Linked DNA regions of Homo sapiens: region 1 is linked to region 2. The links are chromatin loops, found by intact Hi-C in ENCODE. Cell type or tissue: HCT116. All regions are shown on one strand. Links, peaks and the distances in the headings refer to the core of each region. The heading gives the core; the rest is flanking DNA.

What was found. Peaks named below come from ENCODE experiments on the same cell type or tissue, not always from the same donor. Only the 100,000 strongest peaks of a DNase experiment are listed, where the experiment ranks them.
Region 1: a loop joins it to region 2, with 2.0 times the contacts of the local background. A loop is called at or near these places in 7 of 110 quality-filtered maps.

What each region holds. Positions count from the first base shown.
Region 1 is chr7:116,456,568-116,467,814 of GRCh38, forward strand. The region is part of intron 1 of CAV2-DT (CAV2 divergent transcript); the gene reads right to left. Among named protein-coding and RNA genes, the nearest start is that of CAV2-DT, 37 kb to the right of the region's middle. In HCT116, for the core only: a CTCF peak has its summit at 5,118; a DNase peak (open chromatin) is centred at 9,384; H3K4me3 peaks cover 1,329 bases; H3K27ac peaks cover 7,741 bases.
Region 2 is chr7:116,506,179-116,517,425 of GRCh38, forward strand. CAV2 (caveolin 2) reads left to right here. Exons shown (of 3, transcript NM_001233.5): 3 at 1-2,363. Among named protein-coding and RNA genes, the nearest start is that of CAV2, 12 kb to the left of the region's middle. RefSeq lists enhancers at 5,626-6,005, 6,016-6,065. In HCT116, for the core only: no CTCF peak of the experiment used is centred there; a DNase peak (open chromatin) is centred at 6,033; H3K4me3 peaks cover 3,100 bases; H3K27ac peaks cover 7,154 bases.

The DNA.
Region 1 (11,247 bases), core at 2,044-10,043, 49 kb before region 2:
TTCACCCTTAGCGGCAAGTCCCACTTTTCTAGGGGGCAAGAACACCCAATCCCTTATTTCCACACCCCAACCTCTTATCTCTGTGCCCCAATCCCTTATTTCCGTGCCCCAACCCCCCTTCCTGCTTTTCTGGAGGGTAAGAACCCCCAAAACCCTTCCCTCCGTGTCTCTACACTCTCTTTTCTGTGGGTTTGCCTCCTTCACTATGGGCAACCTTCCACCCTCCATTCCTCCTTCTTCTCCCTTAGCCTGTGTTCTCAAGAACTTAAAACCTCTTCAACTCACACCTGACCTAAAACGTAAATGCCTTATTTTCTTCTGCAATGCCGCTTGACCCCAATACAAACTCGACAGCACTTTCAATTTTTCCATCCTACAAGATCTAAATAATTCTTGTCGTAAAATGGGCAAATGGTCTGAGGTGCCTGACATCCAGGCATTCTTTTACACATCAGTCCCTTCCTAGTCTCTGTGCCCAGTGCAACTCGTCCCAAATCTTCCTTCTTTCCCTCCCGCCTGTCCCCTCAGTCCCAACCCCAAGCGTCGCTGAGTCTTTCTAATCTTCCTTTTCTACAGACCCATCTGACCTCTCCCCTCCTCGCCAGGCCGAGCTAGGTCCCAATGCTTCCTCAGCCTCTGCTCCTCCACCCTATAATCTTTTTATCGCCTCCCCTCCTCACACCTGGTCCGGCTTACAGTTTCCTTCCGTGACTAGCCCTCCCCCACCTGCCCAGCAATTTATTCTTAAAAAGGTGGCTGGAGCTAAATGCATAGTCAAGGTTAATGCTCCTTTTTCTTTATCCCAAATCAGATAGCATTTAGGCTGTTTTTCATCAAATATAAAAATCCAGCCCAGTTCATGGCTCATTTGGCAGCAACCCTGAGACGCTTTACAGCCCTAGACCCTAAAAGGTCAAAAGGCCATCTTATTCTCAATATACATTTTATTACCCAATCTGCTCCAGATATTAAATAAAACTCCAAAAATTAGAATCTGGCCCTCAAACCCCACAACAGGGCTTAATTAACCTCAACTTCAAGGTGTACAATAATAGAAAAAAGTTGCAATTCCTTGCCTCCACTGTGAGACAAACCCCAGCCACATCTCCAGCACACAAGAACTTCCAAACACCTGAACTGCAGCAGCCAGGCGTTCCTCCAGAACCTCCTCCCCCAGGAGCTTGCTACACGTGCCGGAAATCTGGCCACTGGGCCAAGGAATGCCCGCAGCCCAGGATTCCTCCTAAGCCGCGTCCCATCTGTGTGAGACCCCACTGAAAATCGAACTGTTCAACTCACCTGGCAGCCACTCCCAGAGCCCCTGGAACTCTGGCCCAAGGCTCTCTGACTGACTCCTTCCCAGATCTTCTTGGCTTAGTGGCTGAAGACTGACACTGCCCAATCGCCTCGGAAGCCCCCTAACCCATCACGGACGCCGAGCTTTAGGTAACTCTCACAGTGGAAAGTAAGCCCGTCCCCTTCTAAATCAATACCCCTTCTAAATCAATACGGAGGCTACCCACTCCATATTACCTTCTTTTCAATGGCCTGTTTCCCTTGCCTCCATAACTGTTGTGGGTATTGACGGCCAGGCTTCTAAACCTCTTAAAACTCCCCAACTCTGGTGCCAACTTAGACAATACTCTTTTAAGCACTCCTTTTTAGTTATCCCCACCTGCCCAGTTCCCTTATTAGGCTGAGACACTTTAACTAAATTATCTGCTTCCCTGACTATTCCTGGACTATAGCTATATCTCATTGCTGCCCTTCTCCCCAATCCAAAGCCTCCTTTGCGTCCTCCTCTTGTATCCCCCCACCTTAACACACAAGTATAAGATACCTCTACTCCCTCCTTGGCGACCGATCATGCACCCCTTACCATCTCATTAAAACCTAATCACCCTTACCCTGCTCAATGTCAAGATCCCATCCCACAGCAGGCTTTAAAAGGATTAAAGCCTGTTATCACTCGCCTGCTATAGCATGGCCTTTTAAAGCCTATAAACTCTCCTTACCATTCCCCCATTTCACCTGTCCTAAAACCAGACAAGGCTTACAAGTTAGTTCAGAATCTGCGCCTTATCAACCAAATTGTTTTGCCTATCCACCCCATGGTGCCAAACCCATATACTCTCCCATCCTCAATACCTCCCTCTACTACCCATTATTCTGTTCTGGATCTCAAATATGCTTTTTTTTTACTATTCCTTTGCACCCTTCATCCCAGCCTCTCTTTGCTTTCACTTAGACTGACCCTGACACCCATTAGGCTCAGCAAATTACCTCGGCTGTACTGCTGCAAGGCTTCACAGACAGCCCCCATTACTTCAGTCAAGCCAAAATTTCATCCTCATCTGTTACCTATCTCAGCATAATTCTCATAAAAACACACGTGCTCTCCCTGCTGATCATGTCCGATTAATCTCCCAAACCTCAATCCCTTACAGAACAACAACTCCTTTCCTTCCTAGGCATGGTTAGTGCGGTCAGAATTCTTACACAAGAGCCAGGACCGCACCCTGTAGCCTTTCTGTCCAAACAACTTGACCTTACTGTTTTAGCCTAGCCCTCATGTCTGCGTGCAGTGGCTGCAGCTGCTTTAGTATTTTTAGAGGCCCTAAAAATCACAAAACTATGCTCAACTCACTCTCTACATTTCTCATAACTTCCAAAATCTATTTTCTTCCTCATACCTGATGCATATACTTTCTGCTCCCCGGCTCCTTCAGCTGTACTCACTCTTTGTTAAGTCCCAAAATTACCATTGTTCCTGGCCCGGACTTCAATCTGGCCTCCCGCATTATTCCTGATACCACATCTGACCTCCATGACTGTATCTCTCTGATCCACCTGACATTCACCCCATTTCCCCATATTTCCTTCTTTCCTGTTCCTCACCCTGATCACCCTTGATTTATTGATGGCAGTTCCACCAGGCCTAATCGCCACACACCAGCGAAGGCAGGCTATACTATAGTACAAGCCACTAGCCCACCTCTTAAAACCTCTCATTTTCTTTCCATCGTAGAAATCTATCCTCAAGGAAATAACTTTTCAGTGTTCCATCTGCTGTTCTATCTGCTATTCTACTACTCCTCAAGGATTATTCAGGCCCCCTCCCTTCCCTACACATCAAGCTCGAGGATTTGCCTCAGCCCAGGACTGGCAAATTAGCTTTACTCAACATGCCCTGAGTCACAAAAACTAAAATACCTCTTAGTCTAAGTAGACACTTTCACTAGATAAGTAGAGGCCTTTCCTACAGGGTCTGAGAAGGCCACCACAGTCATTTCTTCCCCTCTGTCAGACATAATTCCTCAGTTTAGCCTTCCCACCTCTATAGAGTCTGATAACAGACCAGCCTTTATTAGTCAAATCAGCCAAGCATTTTTTCAGGCTCTTGGTATTCAGTGACAGACTAATGGTCTATTAAAAACACACCTCACCAAGCTCAGCCACCAACTTAAAAAGGACTGGACAATACTTTTACCACTTTCCCTTCTCAGAAGTCAGACCTGTCCTCAGAATCCTACAAGGTACAGCCCATTTAAGCTCCTGTGTATACGCTCCTTTTTATTAGGCCCCAGTCTCATTCCAGACACCAGACCAACTTAGACTGTGCCCCAAAAAACTTGTCATCCCTACTATTTTCTGTCTGGTCATACTCCTATTCTCCGTTCTCAACTACTCATGCATGCCCTGCTCTTGTTTACACTGCCAGTTTACACTGTTTCTCCAAGCCATTACAGCTGATATCTCCTCGTGCTATCCCCAAACTGCCACTCTTAACTCCTGAAGTAAATAAATAATCTTTGCTGGCAGGACTATGCTGAATCTCCTTAGGCACTCTAATCAGATGTCCTAGGTCCTCCCAATTCTTAGATCTTTTCCATTTAGTTTTTCAATTCATACAAAACTGTATCCAGGCCATCACCAATAATTCTACACGACAAATGTTTCTTCTAACAACCCCACAATATCACCCCTTACCACAAAATCTTCCTTCAGCTTAATCTCTCCCACTTTAGGTTCCCACGCTGCCCCTAATCCCGCTTGAAGCAGCCCTGAGAAACATCGCCCATTCTCTCTCCATACCACCCCCCAAAAATTTTCGCCACCCCAAGACTTCAACACTATTTTGTTTTATTTTTCTTATTAATATAAGAAGGCAGGAATGTCAGGCCTCTGAGCCCAAGCTAAGCCATCGCATCCCCTGTGACTTGCACGTATATGCCCAGATGGCCTGAAGTAACTGAAGAATCACAAAAGAAGTAAAAAGGCCCTGCCCCGCCTTAACTGATGACATTCCACCATTGTGATTTGTTCCTGCCCCACCTTAACTGAGTGATTAACCCTGTGAATTTCCTTCTCCTGGCTCAGAAGCTCCCCCACTGAGCACCTTGTGACCCCCCCACCCCTGCCCACCAGAGAACAACCCCCTTTGACTGTAATTTTCTATTGCCTTCCCAAATCCTATAAAACGGCCCCACCCCTATCTCCCTTCCCTGACTCTCTTTTCGGACTCAGCCCACCTGCACCCAGGTGAAATAAACAGCCATGTTGCTCACAAAAAAGAAAAGAAAAGAAAAGAAAAGTAGAAATGCAATCAGTCAGAATATGATTTCAGAAATCCAGAAGAAAAATGTTGTGCATATGAATCCAATGACAGAGAGAAGAAAGGAGATGGATTTGAGAGATTTTTAAGGTATAGAATTGGCAAGATTTAGTTACAGATCCAAAATAGAGAGTGACAGAGAGAACCACATTTTTCTGATTTGGGTAATAAAATGTATGGAGTTTCCAATAACAGAAAATACTGGGAAAAAAAGATAATCAGATCTGAGGAAAAGGAGGGAAACATTTAAGTAATTATGTAACAAACCAAGTGAAAATATCTCGTATCAGATATGAAAGTTATTATGTATAATACATCTTAAGAAATTCTGGCTCAAACATATAAGGAAGAGGTTGAAGTTCTTAGAATGAAAATCTTAATTCTCAATGTAAACTTTGAGCAAATACATTAATAGAGATTGTGAACTTTCTGCAACTGGTAATAAGAAAAGATAAAATCAACTTTTTGAAAAAAGCAACATCCAGCATTAAACACTAGGGGGGAAGCATAGGATGCACAGAAATTACAAGTTAAAACAGAAAGTAAAAATTCTGGTCTAGATTAGCATATGGATTATGCAGAATAAGACAGAAGATTCTGCAGGAAATAAACTGTGAAATCTCAAAATTAACAGAATGACACCTCTCATGAATAGAGAAGCAAGAATTTTCAACAAATATTAGCCAGTCAAATCCAGCAAAATGTAATAAAGATATTACATTATGACCAAGTGGAATTTATCTCAGGGATGCAAGACTGACTCAAAATTTTAAAATCAATTGATATAATTAACCACAGTAACAGAATAAAGAAGAAAATCATATTATTATTTCAATAGGTGAAGAAAAATCACTTAAAAAAATTAAACACTGGGCCCAAACTCTCAGAAAACTAGGAATAGAAGGGAATGTTCTCAATTTAATAAGGTACCTCTAATGAAAACCCACAGCTAACATTGTAGTTAATAGTGAAATACTGAACACTTCCCCTTGGGATCAAGAATAAGACAAATGCATTCACTCACATTACTCCTATTAGCATAGTACTGAAAGTACCATAAGGCAAGAAAAACAAATAAAATATAGACAGATTGTAGAGAAGGGAGTAGAACTGTTGCTATTTGCCAATGTTGTGCTTGTGTATGTAGAATATCCTAAGGAATCAACACAACTCTAGAGGTAAAGAGTAAATTTATCAGGTTCTTTTAATTCAAGGTCAATTAACAAAAATAAATTGTATTTCTACATATTCAAAGCAAATAATTGGAAAATTAAAATTTTTAAATTATCATGTATAATAGCATCAAAACCATAAAACATTTAGAAACAAATTTAACAAAATATGTGCTGGATCTTTCAAACTGCAAAACACTGCTGAAAAAAATTAAAGGTCAAAATAAACGGGGAGATGTACCATGTGTCTTGGTTGGAAGACTCCATGTTATTAAGATGCCCATTCTCCATAAATTGATCTACAGATTCAACACAATTGCAGTTAAGAATTCCATAGATCTTTTTTTTTAGAAACTGACAAGGTGATTCTCTCTCTCTCTTTCTCACACACACACACACACACACACACACATCTTAGATTACTATATATTTGTGAAAAACATACATATATTTGTACATGCGTGTACAAAGAATGTAAATAGTTGAAACAATTTTGAAAAAGAACAAAGTTGAAGTACTTATGTAACCAGATTTCAGGAGTTAAAGCTACATTACTTGAGATAGTGAAGTAAGAATATATGTATAAATTAATGGAACAGAAAAGAGTGCCCAGAAAGAGACTCACGCATAGATGTGCAATTATTTTTAATAAAGTCAGCAAGGTAGCTCAATGGGAAAGAAAATTCTTTTTAACAAATGGTGCTAAATTAACTGCATATGCCCATGGAAAAACATGAACCTTACACCATGAATAATAATTACCTTGAAATAGACTGTAAACTTAAACGTAAAAGCCAAAACTAAAAAAAAAAAAAAACTTTTAGAAGAAAATATATAAGAAAATATTCAGGACTTTGGGGTAGACAAAGACGTTTTAGCAAAAATGCAAAAGGCATACACCATCAATGAAAATTGGTAAGTTGGACAAAATTTGAAACATAAGCTCTCTGGAAGACATTATTAAGAAAACGAAATGGCAAGCCACAGACTAGAAGAAAATAGTCACAATACATATATATATCAGACAAGATACATGTGTCAAGATTTTATTTAGAACTTTAAAGTTTTGATTAGAAGATGAACAACCCACTTTAAAAAAAAAAGAGGACAAGTACTAAGCAGATATTTCACACACAAAAAAAGTTTATGAATCACCAATAAGGACATAAAAAGATGTTCATCATTAATCATAAGGAAAATTACATTAGTCCATTCTCACACTGCTATAAAGATATTAGCTGAGACTGGGTGATTTATAAAGGAAAGAGTTTTAATTGACTCACAGTTCCACATGGCTGGGGAGGCCTAGGGAAACTTGTAATCATGGCGGAAGGTGAAGGAGAAGCAGGCACCTTCCTCACAAGGTGGGAAGAGAGAGAGCATGCTTGAAGGAGGAAGTGCCACTTTTTTCAACCATCAGCTCTCATGAGAATTTACTCACTATCATGAGAACAGCATGGGGGAAACCATTCCCTGATCCAGTCACCTCCCACCAAGTCCCTCTCTCAATAAGTGGTGATTACAATTAGAGATGAGATTTGTGTGGGGACACAGAGCCAAACCATATCAAAAATGCAAATTAAAACCACAGTGAAATACCACTACACATCCACGAGAATGGCCAAAATGAAAAATACTTACAATGCCAAATGCTGGTAAGAATGTGGAGCAACTGAAACTTTCGTGCACTGTTGCTGAAAGTGTAAAATGGTACAAATACCTGGAAAACAGTTTTGTATTTTCTTTGGTTTTTTTTTGTTTGTGTGTTTGTTTGTTTGAGACAGGATCTTGCTCTGTTGCCCAGGCTGGAGTCCAATGACATGTCATATCTCACCACAAACTTGACCTACCCAGCTCAAACAATCCTCCCGCCTCAGCCTCCCTGAGTAGCAGGGACTACAGGTGCATGCCACCATACCCAGCTACTTTTTTTTTTTTTTTTTTTTTTGTAGAGACGAGGTCTCTCTATGTTGCTCAGGCTGGTCTAAAACTCCTGAGCTGAAGTGATCCTCTTGCCTTGGCCTCCCAAAGTTCTGGGATTACAGGCGTGAGCCACCATGCCTGGCCTTTTCTTCATTTTCATGTGAAGTTAAACATCTATTCATCATATAACCTAACAATTCTTTCCCCTGTTTTACGCAAGAAAAATGAAAACATGTATCTGCAAAAGGATTTGTACGTAAGGATTCATAGGAATTATATTCATCATAACCCAAAACTGGAAATAACCCACGTTATTCAGTAAGTTATATCAATATTTGAATGGATAAACAAATGATGGCATATTCATACAACAGAATAGTTCTGAGTCATGTTCATGTTCTATGGACACTTCTGTAAATTCAATCTCATTTTCTCATTTAATAAGCATAATTCCTGCTAGAGTAGGAGCTATAAAATATGCTGCCCCTTAAATGATGTTGAAGAAATTTCCATATTAATGATTCATAATTACTTGTCATGTTCCATACTCACTCATATTGAACCCCAAAGTTATGTTATCATGTGCTAGTCTTTCTAAATCATTTGCTAAACAAATCAAGGAATCAGAGAGTATGGCATGTATGACAACACCTCATGTCATTATAGATATTTTAAGTATTTTAAATAGCTCTTCATCCTCATTAAAACTGGGAACACTGTGGAGACTTCTAGATTTATGCATTATTTTTACTTATATAACACAGCTTTTCTTCATGTCCTCTTCTTCACTGCTTCACAAACCAACCTGACATGTTTAAAAACTTTATATTCCAATGTACATTTAGGGAATATTTTATAAAGAGACACAGAATTGCCCAGCACTTCACTCAAATGTTACTCATTAGACTTACCTCTTCCCAGGCTCTTCGGACTCTCAGCAGCTAGTTCCTCTCACAGTCTCAAACCCCCTTCTCCTCCCCCAATCACCTATCTTCCCTCTCTCTCCACTCATTTCTCCCAGCAACCACTCCATCTCTCTGCTGGTCTCTTTTTTTTCACTCCTTTCTGTATCTCTCAGCATTTCTCATGCAGAACAATTTAATTCTCACTCCCCTTCAATTTTGAATTCAAGCAGTTGGCCCTCTGCTTAATACTGCCTTAAGCATTATCCGAAAATGAAGATTTCATTTCAAAGTTCTCAAATTACCAAAACTTATTCTTTTTGTGGATAAAAGGAATTGTAAGTAACATCTCTATTGTTTTACCCTTATTTTAGGATAGTTTCATAATGCATAATTAATGCTCTAAAAATAGTTGTAAAAGTTTCCTATGAAATGCATGATTAAAATATAAGATTGCCTTAATGAAAAAATAGCTCATGAATTTTTATTATATTTTTAAAGTTTAACAACAAAGAAGATATGCCAAGCAAAAATATAACAATTTCTTACATGTGGAACATTTTTAGGTATAAAACAGAAAAATATAATTTTCATGGAATAACTACTAGCTACAACCATATGCTAATATTTTCTAAGGTGATATTGTAACCTTAAAAAGCCCAGAGATTTCAAATTAGCCAAAGATGTGTCAGTTGAGTTATTCATTTATAGTAAGCTTTCAGGCCTTAGGACATCACCTATGAACTAAAAATGCTGAGTCAAAAGCCTACCAAGTGACTCATCCTTTCTTATCTTCTTTTTCCACAATAACCATCTTTAGTCACTAATTCCCTAAGTCTAGAGGGAAGGAACTGACCCAAATGCCTTAAAAAAGTAGAACTTTCTTCCCAATGGACGTTTGAAGAAAGACCCCCACCAGCACTCGAAATTGCCAATCTTCCTAAATTTTGAAAAAGTATTAAATACATACATCTGAATAAAATTATTATACTCACACAGGAATATATTTTCCTCTCTGCAGGAAAAATAGAGAAAACCATAAATATTTTATCAGAATGTAATTGTTCAGTGAGCCATCATTTCAACCACTTAGGAAAAATGGAGAGAAGAAAGTCACGTTCAATTATTATTTGACACTAACACCACATACAAAACAAAAATAAGTTTAAGATAACATCTATAAGTATAAATGCTATATAAATACTAGAAAATATTTAATGTGTGTGTGTGTGTGTGTGAGAGAGAGAGAGAGAGAGAGAGAGAGAGAGAGAGAGAGAGACAGAGAGAGGAGATTGCTTACTATTTGGTATAACTTGCAAAAAAAAATATTCATTTGGTTGTAGGGCAAACCTAGATTGGAAGGATAAGAATCATTGCACTTCACTTCCTCCAGGATCCATCTGTCATCTTTGGCTTAGAGACAGATAACTGTTTTCACTTAATTTGTTTTCCAGTTCATGTTTCTCAGATGTTTAACATGGTATTTTGGAAAAGGCAAAACTATGGAGACAGGAAAAAGATCAGGGGTTGCCAGGAGTTTAAGGGAAGGGAAGGATGAATAGGCAGAGCATAGAGATTATTAGGGCAATGAAATTATTCTGTATGATACTGTAATGGTAGATATGTGCCCTTATGCATCTGTCAAAAGCCACAATAAGTAAAATCTAATGTAAACTATGGATTTTAGTGATAATATATTAATATTGGCTTATCAACTGAAACAAATGTACAACTAATACAATGTCTCAGGAACAGGGAAAACTGAGATGAGAGGGTAATATAGGAAATCTCTTTACTTTCAACTCATTTTTCTACAAACCTAAAACTGATATAAAAAGAAGTCTATTAGTTAAAATTCAGAAAAGGAGAAAAACATTGATAAGAAAATACTTTTTTAAATGGAAGACATATAAAAAAACATAAATTAGGCCTTACTGAGGATTTCTGTGGGTCACTGAAGTGGTGTTTGCATAACATATTACATATGAAATTTTCCTAAAACTGTCCTTGAGTACATGTCCCTTTTTCATGTTTTTGTTTCAATCATTTTGGGGGTACAGGTAGTTTTCGGTTACATGAATAAGTTATTTTGTGGTGATTTCTGAAATTTTGGTGCACCCGTCACCCAAGCAGTGTACACTGTACTCAATATGTAGTCTTTTTTTCCTCACCTCCCTCCCACCCTTCGCCCCAAGTCCCCAAAGTCCATTATAGCATTCTTATGCCTTTATGTCCTCACAGATTAGCTCCCACTTATAAGTGAGAACATACGATATTTGGTTTTCCATTCCTGAGTTACTTCACTTAGAATAATGGCCTCTAGTTCCATCCAAGTTGCTGCAAAAGACATTATTTCATTCCTTTTTATGGCTGAGTAGTATTCCACGGTGTATATACCCACATTTTCTTTACCCACTCATTGGTTGATGGGCGCTTAGGTTCGTTCTATATCTTTGCAATTGCGAATTGTGCTGCTATAGACATGCATGTGCATGTATCTTTTTTACATAACGTACGTCCCTTTTTTAAAAATAATTATTTTGTAGAGAAGAGATCTTGCTAAGTTGCCCAGCTGGCCTTGAACTCCTGGCATCAAGCAATCCTCCCGCCTCAGCCTCCTGAAGTGCTGGGATTA
Region 2 (11,247 bases), core at 1,539-9,538:
CATAAAAGCACCACTGTTCTGTTCATTTCCTAGCTGTTCTAATTAAGAAAACTATTAAGATGAGCAACCACATTTAGAAATGTTTATTGACAGGTCTTTTCAAATAATGCTTTTCTAATTAATAGCCAAAGATTTCATATCTAACTTTGTAACCAGAATTATACAGTAAGTTGACACCACTTAGATTTAAAGGCAGACAGTTTTGCTTTAGTACAATAGTATACATTTTATAATGATGAACTTATAATGATTAAGGGACATTTCTATAAAAATACTACAATAGTTTTATGCACAACTTCCCATTAAAAATGAGATTTCTTATTTGTTTGTCTGTTTTTACTCTGGGAGTAATACTTTTTAAATTACCTTTACATATATAGTCACTGGCATACTGAGAATATACAATGATCCTGGAAATTGCAGTAACAAAAGCACACAACGATTATAGTAACTATAAGATACAATAAAACAAATAAATATGAAAGTAGATTCATGAAAATGTATTCCTTTAAAATATTGTTTTCCTACAGGCCTATTTAACAAGATGTTTCATTTTACTGTATATTTTGTAGTTAATATAAATGTTGCTCTAATCAGATTGCTTAAAAGCATTTTTATTATATTTATGTTGTTGAACTAATATATGAAATAAGTAAATGTAGCTCCCACAAGGTAAACTTCATTGGTAAGATTGCACTGTTCTGATTATGTAAGCATTTGTACATCTTCTTTGGAAATAAAAGATAAAAGAGCGATACACAAAGCTTTCTTTTCTAACTTTTCCAAGCAAAATCTAAAATGTTTTATGACATTTTTCTGGCTGTGATCTTAAAATAATTCATATCTAAATAGTATTTTGTCTAGGAGATGCTTTCTCTCTAGTAGTTAGAAATTAAATCTGTGTCAGCATTCCTATTAATGTCTCACTTTACTTTCAAGTAATATTGGTGCTATTTAACATTTTACAGTAAATGTTACTTCTGATACTTTAGTACAATTTCAACTACAGTGATTCATGTAGAGAGACAGGGGAGTTGTCAACTTGGGCTACTGAACTACATGCATAAACTAAAAACTAACAGCTACAAACTTTTAAGATTTCTCTAATATTGGTATGTAACACAGGATAAAGTTATTCTTGTCATTTTGAACTGTAGAGTCCTATTTCAGTGTGATGAATCACTGTTGCTTTGAAAAATCTCATTATTTCTGGGCCGGGCATGGTGGCTCACCCCTGTAATCCCAGCACTTTGGGAGGCCAAGGCGGGTGGATCATGAGGTCAGGAGATCAAGACCATCCTGGCCAACATGGTGATACCCCGTCTCTACTAAAAATACAAAAAAATTAGTTGGGCATGGTGGCATGCACCTGTAGTCCCAGCTACCTGGGAGGCTGAGGCAGGAGAATTGCTTGAACCTGGGAGGCAGAGGTTGCAGTGAGCCAAAATCATGCCACTGCACTCCCGCCTGGCAACAGAGCAAGAGTCTGTCTCAAAAAAAAAAAGAAAAAAAGAAAAAAAGAAAAAAGAAAAATCTCATTATTTCAAAATGATAGACATATACCAAAAACAAGTCTATAATGTGAGTAGTTACTAAAATTTACACATCTTAAAAGTGTGTAAATGCTTAAATTTCAGAATTACCATCAGAACCTCAATTGACATTCCTTTGAATACGCTAATAAGTGACAAATAAGATTAATAAGATTTTTCAAAATCGCCAGGACTGGTGAATATAAATGATGATTGAACTGGAATAATATTGGGGACCAAATCAAATGAATGATTAAATTATGAAGCTCATATCCTTTTGAAGGTAGTTGCAAAGAGACATTTCAAAACTGCCCTAGGCCATTGCAGCATCCTTAGATGGGACGCATAATCATTACCTTAAAGCATCACCACTCATTTTGACCATATAGATTTTATTATGTTAGTTTAAAAGGTCAATCAGCCTCATGACTTTATAGTTATGTCTTGTATTTAAAAACATTTTTTATACATTTGGTTATGTTGATAAACCAAAAACATTTGATTAATAAAATATCTATTTGAATAAATTATGAGCTATCCTTTCAAACAGCTATTGGCAAGTTTTAAACCCAAAATATATACACATAGTTCTGTAATAAAACTGTTTGACTTCTCAAGTAACATGACTTCCTTATTTCTGAACAGTACTGGTTACTTTCAAAATGAATTTTTATTGAGATTTTCCATTAACTATTTTTTTCAAAGACTCAAATTTTGTACCAAGTAAATCCAGGCTTTATGTACAAACATGTTGTTTGTTTTATTTGGGGCTGGGGGAGGTATATGATGAGCAGACTTCTCGGAATTCATAATAAATTTTCTAAAAGCCTACAAATGTGTGTATTGCTTTTATTACAGTAAATATGGAATCTTTCATACTTATTTTTACCTTATTAAAAACTCAAAATAGATAATAAATACATTAGTTATTGCTTATTTGGGAATGTATTTTTAAAAATTATTACATTAGTAGTTGAATTCTTTGTTTTCCAGCACTTAAAGAGGTTCCATATAAATGTTCTATCATTTGATGAATAGTATAAAATAGCCTGTTCACACACCCACCATACTTCTTCTTTTTTATAGTCTCTTCTTGCTAATCCTAAATAAACTGAAATTTGTTTCCAATTTTTAAAATAAGAAAGTAACAATATAAATCACAGGCACTTGGATACCTGTACCATGAAGCTAGACTAGAGTCCAAAATTATTTTTGGAAAGTGAGTATGTGAAGAGTAGTTGCTGATGTTGGCATACATTTTCTTGTCAGTTCATCTGGAAAAACGACCAACCTATAATAATAAAGCAGGTGCTTGGCTTTTTAAAATGTTCTTTATAGTTTTCAGGAACTTTTAAAAATTCATCTTTTTGATAGTCATCCACATCCCATTAATTTATTTTGATGCCTCTCTTGGAAAGTTGTTGGAGTGTAGTGAAAAAAGCCCTGCCCTAGAAGTCAGGCAACTGGATTCCAGTCTCAGCATTGCCGTTATTGAGGTGTATCCCTTCATGCAAAGGGTTTAATCTTGGGTTCTCAGTTTTCTTATCGTTAATGAAAGAATTGAACTAAATGGTCTCTCAGGAGCTTCCTATCTCATTGTTTTCTGTGACTTCAGCAGGATGAAAACTTGGCTATGTATATGAAAACCAACCTAGCTGTCCAGTCCAAAAATATTTTTTTAAATCAGTGAATTTTCAATCAATTACAGGATAGGTGTGCTATAAATACAATAATTAATGCATGTACTTTTCACCCTTCTATTGATTGTGAGACTGTATTTGGCCTCAATTCATTAAAACAGAGATCCTAAGATTTTTATCAATGCTAAGTCTTTATTATTATGAATTTCTGAAAAAAATTATATCTTAATTAGAATTTGCGATTGAACCTTTAACAACATGGGGTTGAACTGCTCAGTCCACTTATACTCAGATTTTTTTTCAGTAAATACAGTTAGCCTTCCGTATCCACAGGTTCCTCATCCACCATCAAACTGGATCCAAAATAGAGTATTGCAAGATGCAAAACCCTCAGACAAGGAGGGCTGACTTTTCACCTCCTTGGGTTCTGCAGGGATGACGGGATTTAAGTATGCAAGGATTTTTATATCTGCAGGGGAATTCTAGAACCAATCCCTCAAGGGTACCGAGGAATGACTCTATTTCATTTTAAGATTTTCTGTCAAAATCACTGCTATGCCCCATAATCACTGCCATCTTTCTCTTTTGCCTGGCTATTTGCCACAGCCTCCTAACTGACCTCACTTCCTGCCTTCAATATGATCACCAATCCATTTTTCTCTTAAAAAAAACGTGATTATACCAAGACTACCCTGTCATTTCCTTGCTTAAAACTATCAATTGTATGTGATTGCCCTGAGAATAATATTCCAAGTTCTTGAGCAGCATATGCAAGGCCTTCGCCATCAACCCGTTGTCATCGTTAGCAACTCTTCTGTAGCTTTACTGAACAACCCGTGCTACTCCTGTGTACCCATGCCAGCATTGTTTTTCTTCTCATGCCTGCCTCACTCTTATCTGTTTCCAAAACTCTTCCACATTAAGTGCCTCTTCTGTGTCTACATCTAAAATGTTGTACAAATTCCTATTATCACCTGTCACGTTGTAAAAGTAACCCTGTTAACTAATACCATTAGACTGCTAGTTAGGTATTTGAGAACCAAAAACATCACTTCACGTTTGCTGGGATTCTGAAATGGTGCCCAGTGCTTAATGAGTTCCATCAATATTTTCTGTATGAATGATTATGTAAATAAATAACTGGAGAAAGCTTGGGATAATTGCAGAACTGAGAGTGGGAATTGCACAAAACTTCATAATTTCTTCTTTACAAAAGGGATTTGAAATGTACTGATTCTAATAAAAATTTCCTTCCCACCATTTTCTCACTCATGAATCATTAAGTTGAGAAAACAAAAACGTATATAAACCATTTTATATTTTATCGATTGGGGTAATGCCTGCCTTTAGTCTCCATTCTCGTATCTAAAATTTACTTTTAATTCTTCAGGGGTAGAAAGCCCTAGCATTTAGAAACTTGTCTGGAAACACACTTTCATGCTTTCTAGAATGTTGCTATTTCATCTACTATTCTATTCCTCACTTTGAAATTTATAACACTGAAAGATTGTTTCTTTGGGTTTTACATTTTAGAAAACACATTGTCTCATCTGAATCCCAGGACAAATTAAATAACATAATGGAGAAATCAAACAAATAATAGCTTAGTTTTTCTAGCTTGCAACTTTATCATTTTAGAATGTTTGTTTAAGATAACAAGTGCTTACAGAATTTTTACAGGGTTACATGTTACTTTAAGAAACTTAAAAAAATAGTAAGTAGAGCTGCAAAGAAAAATTACCACAATGAATGTAATTTATCACAAATCAGGATTTGGTACACTTCTTCCCTTCAAGTTGTGTATGTGTGCAGGGAAGACAGGGGAAGAAGTTGACAGAGGAGGAGTAAAGGATACAGGTATACTAGATAGTCAGTTTATATTTTTTAGGAATAAAAATAAGTTTGGCAACTATAATTTAACCATCCCAATTTCTTCTCCCTATTCACCCCAAAATAGCAAAATGAGCAAAATAAAGCACCCCTTGCTAAATTTTTAAGACATTTCTGTGCCCACTCTCCAGTTTCTTGCTTTGGATTGTACCTGAAATGCTGCCATTGGAACTTGACATCTTGATACTTTTTTAAGTGAAACACACCCTTGAGTGGGGTAACATTTCAATCTATTAGCAGTCATCTATTTACTTTAGGTGAACAAGTGATCTGAGAAAGGAGTGTTGAAAACTACATATGGGAACCAAGCATAAGAGCTCTGAGCACAATATGAGAGCACCATACACTGATTAAAAGAGATGTCACCAAAGAGAAAGCTGTGACAAAGGGAAACAAGAGGCTCCAATCACATGGCCTTCAGCCTTCCCAGTTTCGCTTTTGGACAACCCAAATCCCTAGTGAAAGGGGCATGGAATCTGAACAGGAGTGGAGGAAATTGAAGTCAGCTAAAGACTTTTCTTTTTATCCACAAAGGAAAGTTGCTTTTGTCTTACTGAATGAATAGGACCCTAGGAGTGGGCATGAGGGCTCTGCTGGAACCATGTGCCCTAAAGACAATGCCGAAGCGTGCAACTGAAAATGAAAATGAAACTGTAACTTGTGACCATCTATCTGTGTCTTCTTTCGCCTTGCCTCTCTGTGCTGTTGACTGTTGCGGCATGTCTGCGGCAAAGAAAGACCATGCTGCAGTCAGAGAAATCAGAGGACACCACTTCAACAATTAACCAAAAATAGGACAGGGACACCTATCTGCCTGTGCTTGGACGTATTAGGTCATTCAGCTCAGCTGTGTGACTGGAGAAATCATTTTGCCTTTATAGGAAAAGGTAGGGGTGTAGGATGATGAGAGAAAGGAAGAGACATGACTCAGAGTGGGAAACAGCACGTAGCCAAGGGCAAATATTTCTCTCAGACATAAATGGATCAGGAAGAGGTGAGAGCAGCAGGTCATCTTTGGAGCATTCTTTTCTTTCCTGCCTCCCAGTCACTTGTCACCGAGCACCAACCAGTAACAAAAGGGGAGAGAAGGGCAGTATGCAGGACCTGTTTCTCTAACTGACTGGCACATCGGTTCCAGCCAACTGCTGTCTCAGCTAACTAGGGCAGTGAAACAAGGAGTCATTTGGAAAGTTTCAGGGATGCACACTCCACATCGCAGGGAGGCAAGTGGTGAGGAATAACCACCACGCTTATTTTACTGAGGAGGAAACTGGTTGAAATTCTTTATGTATTATATGGCTGGGAGACCTCTGATCTCAGTACAAACAATAACAGGAGTATTTAGATTTGTCGAGCACTTATAATCTTCTGGGCATTTACTTAATCAGTACAATAACCCTACGATGGGAATGTTACTGTCATTCCCATTTTTCAGATAATGAAACTGATGCTGTGAAGTTAAAGAATTTGCCCTAGACCACAGTCAGGATGTGAGCCAAGAGAGCCTGACATCAGAGCCCACACTCCTAATCACTGTAGAGATGATTTTCTATTTCCTGAAAGAATGTGTCCATGGCTGTTCTTATGGCTTCCAGCCAAAATCTTCTTTTTTCATTCATCCACCTTTCCTACTCTGAGAAGCACCTTTTTTTCCATTCTCCCATCAATGGAGGCAGTTTCATGTCCTCAGTTGTAAGAGCTGTCCCAAGCTAGCACCTGGGCTTCATGTAACCTCCTCACTCGGCCTCCATCTAATCCCTGAACCCCTCCCCCAGCCCTGTATGCCGCTTTTCAGGGCACACCCTTTCTTTCTCCTTAGGATCTGAGCTCTAGACCTTACACTCCAGCTAAAGTCAGAAAAATAGTTCCCAAATGCCATTATTCTCATTTTTTGTAAATTTTGTAGCATTTTATTCCTTCACACAGACTTCCCTAATATGTATCAAAAGCCCAGTGATGATTTTTCTTCTCAATGCTAAACATCCTGACATGTAAAATATTAATAATTACAGCAATAATTTCAGTTTGGACTAAACATATTGTTTTCTAGACAGAATCCTTATTTTGTATTTTCTTCATTTTGTCGGAAATTTCTTGTCAGTTTGTACATCCTTTTATGTTATCCAATTTTATTGTCAGTTACTTTGTCTTGGAGATCCCAGGGAAAACCATATATGAATTTATTTTCTCCTATTGAATAATTTGCTCATTATAAATTTTATTTATTTTATTTTTTAGAGACAGGGTCTTGTTCTATCACCCAGGCTGGAGTGCAGTAGTGCAATCTCCTAGGTTCAAGTGATCCTCCCTCTTCAGCCTCCCCAGTTTCTAGGACTTCAGGTGCATACCATCGCACCCAGTTTCTACATATTTTCTCACAAAGTGACAGTGGTAAACTGATCAGTATCAAAGTCAAGAATTAGATTGAAAAAATGGGAAATCATGACACTAGAATACATAAAAAGAAGCATAAGATGCAACCAACCCTTTCTCTCCAGTTATCTGTAGCCTTTTTGGGGCAGACATAGGAATAGCACACATTATTCAGGGTTAGGTAACATAAACAAGATGAAAAGATCCCCACAGAATTTCTTGTCTATTCAATCAATTTCACATGTTGTATGTGCAGGGGCCACGCAGGGGATGGGATGGGTGGAGTGAGGGGCATGATGAAAGCACTGGAAATAAAACACCAAAAAATAATTTGTTATCATATAGAATAACCAAGTGAGCAATCAACTGAATCATTAATATACATTTTATTTAGACGAGGAAAATCCTATGATTATTACAATTTTTAAAATTAGATTGCTAAAAAAGTATCAGCATTGTTGGTATTATTTGTCCTGGAAGTGATTGAAGGGTCCTAGGAAAAAAAATAACTGTGTAAACTGATTTTTATTAAAACTATTTTTTTGGCCGGGCACGGTGGCTCAAGCCTGTAATCCCAGCACTTTGGGAGGCCGAGGTGGGCGGATCACGAGGTCAGGAGATCGAGACCTTCCTGGCCAAAACCGTGAAACCCCGTCTGTACTAAAAATACAAAAAGAAATTAGCCGGGCGTGGTGGCAGGCGCCTGTAGTCCCAGCTACTCGGAAGGCTGAGGCAGGAGAATGGCGTGAACCCAGGAGGCGGAGCTTGCAGTGAGCCAAGATCGCGCCACTGCACTCCAGCCTGGGTGACAGAGCGAGACTCCGTCTCAAAAAAAAAAAAAAAAAAAACAAAGACTATTTTTTTTTTTTTCTGAGGAAAAGAAATCCTATGTGGGGTTATCCTAAGCAACAATCTTATTTGACTAGGCACACACAAACACAAAAAACTGTGACCATCAGTATGTTCAAACAAGGGAAAATGGCAAATAGAAGATTGTAAAACAATTTTCCTGGAAGAACTTTGGCAATGATAAGCATTAATCTGGGGCAGATCAGATGTAGACCAGGCTCTATGATGTGTGATGAGCTAGGGATCTATTGATTTCCATGATTTTACGGTTCTTAGAGTTGAAGAAATATTCAGAATTGGAAAGGAAAATCCCTGAAGTCTGCAATGAAGTCTGCAGGGCATGGGACTCTCCAAAATGCAGGATAGGTTTGGGCTACTTTGAAGCAGCCCCTAAGAAATTGTTCTTTTTATGAAGTTAATAGATTGGTGCCACCTCAACTCTTGCTGTTCACCAATACCTTTTTGGTGTGGTCAATGAGATAACTTAATACAGCTCAAGCCCTTTCATAGCAAAAATAAATAAAAAATAATAATAATCCTGTCTACTGCCCAGTTTGTAATTCTTGATTTCACATTCCAAGAAGCCTTCAGTTTATAGAAATAGAAAGAACTGCCAGTTCCCTGCAAGCACCTTGGCCAACTTAGCCTGTAGGGTTCCCCCTTAAATGATGTATCCTTCAATTTGCTTACAAATATTTCTTTAATAGTATGTTCCTTCATTTTATTGAGTTGGGATTCCCTGTAAGTCATCCAGCCTGCAGTGCTGCTGCTCTTCCCATGATATAAAGTCTCCTTTTGTGTGTATTTGTGGAATTTTGTTCTCCATTCAGGGTTCTTACATAGGAGAGTGATATTTGCTGGCATAACTTCTGCATTTTTAAACATCTTCAGGTTTAAAGTTTTTATTTCCCCTACATTACTGTTTCTCAAAATAAAATGAGCATAGGAATCACCAGGGGATCTTGTTAAGATGCCAATTCAAATTCAGTAAATCTGGGATTGGTCCTGGGATTCTGCATTTCTAACAAGCTCCCTGGATGCTCAGGCTGCAAGTCCCTAGATCAAACTTTGAGTAGCAAGGATCTATCTAGTAAGTAGCTTGAGTAAGACACGGAAAGAGATGAAGATAAAGTAGCTACAGACAGACAAGAGAAGAAACTAACAGAGAGTTCATTTGTTTGGCTCTATGAGAAGATTCTACTGGCTGTCCAAAAACTAAATCCCCCACACCTGCTTTAAAACACATTCACATTCCCTCTGAAGTTAGCTGAGTTGCTTGAAGGCAAAACCAGCAGTGCAGAAATAAACCCCATTCTCCAGTATGCACAAAAGCTGATGTTGCAATTAAAGATTTGCCCTGGAATTAGTGAAAAAACAAACTCATCATATGATTACAAGAAAGTAAATTTCTGTATGAAGAGCAGATCACTTATGTGTATGTTCACCACATGAACCTACATCCACACACACACACACACACACACACACACATAGAAACACACACACCCACAGAGTCTTTAAAGACGGACTTTATTTTATGCTGTAAACCTAGACTTTGGGAGGCTGAAGTGGAGGGATTGCCTGAGTCCAGGAGTTCGAAACCAGCCTGGCAAAAATCCTGTCTCTACCAAAAATATAAAAATTAGCTGGGTCTGGTGGCACACACCTGTAGTCCCAGCTACTAGGGAGGCTGAGGATCACCTGAGCCTGGGAGGTGGAGGCTGCAGTCAGCCGTGAAGCATGCCACTGTACTCCAGCCTGGGCAAGAGAACGAGACTCTGTCTCAAAAAAAAAATATATGAAAAATCAACTTGCATACATATATATAATGTGTGTGTATATACAAGCACATATACATATATTATATATATATATATATACTTTTAAAAGAGTAAAATATTTTACTCTTTTAAAGCATCATTGCCTCAAAAGGAGTGGTTCAGAGATAAATTTTCCCCAGGTAAAACCAACTCCTGATAAGTAGTTTATTTACTAGGGAAAGGGCCAAAAGGAAAGAGAGTTTCCTTTGTTAAATAATGGAGCCCTGACTTAAAGCCAGATGGGTTACAACACAAAGGGCTTCTGTGGAGAACTACTCCCAAATATTTACATTAACTTAAGAAAAACATGGAAGTTTAATATCTCCTTATAATTTGGGGTAGTATTAAGGGGCTAAAGGCATTTTTATTCTTTATCATTTCATTATAATCAAAAAGGATTTTTAATTACTTACTTGTTAATAATAAAATCTATGTTTCCCTAATATGCTATTTAAAAGCTCACTAGTATGCTATAAAATGGTGCATTTCTCAGATATAAGCTATATTATGTTAAATATATATTAAATCTAGGTACTAGTTATATCATATTGCATTATTTTGTTGTCCTACTAGGTTTGAGAGTTAGTCATACTTTGGATAACATTTATGGAGCTTCCATACTTCTAAAAGGTGGTCATAATTTTGTTTTGCTTGAATGGGAGAAAACATAATCGTTGTATATTTAAATATTTTACATCTCTCAACTAGATGAAAAGTAATAATTTGTTTTACCACTTGACCATAATTTTTCTGAAAATTGCTAAGCTCAAGCTTTATAGTAAATATTTTCAGTCTTGAGTTAGGTAGGGCTGTAATTTTTACTTTTATTATTGATATAAATCTATCCAGATGAAAAATGAGCCAAATATTTATTTACCTCTCATTTCGTGCTTACTGAATACATTATCCCTTGATTATATTAGTGTTTGGCTCCGAGTTTAGACTAAGACTTCCTATCTTTAGAGAATGGTAGCCATTATTTTGGTAGGGTTATTATAATCCACTCAATTTCATGGCAGTTAGTTTGATTTCTTATATGTCATCATAATGAGGTGATGAATTGAAACCTGAAATTTTTCATGGACTTTAAGCACAAATGAAAATAACTCAATGAAATTTGGTTTGCTTATCACTTCACATTTT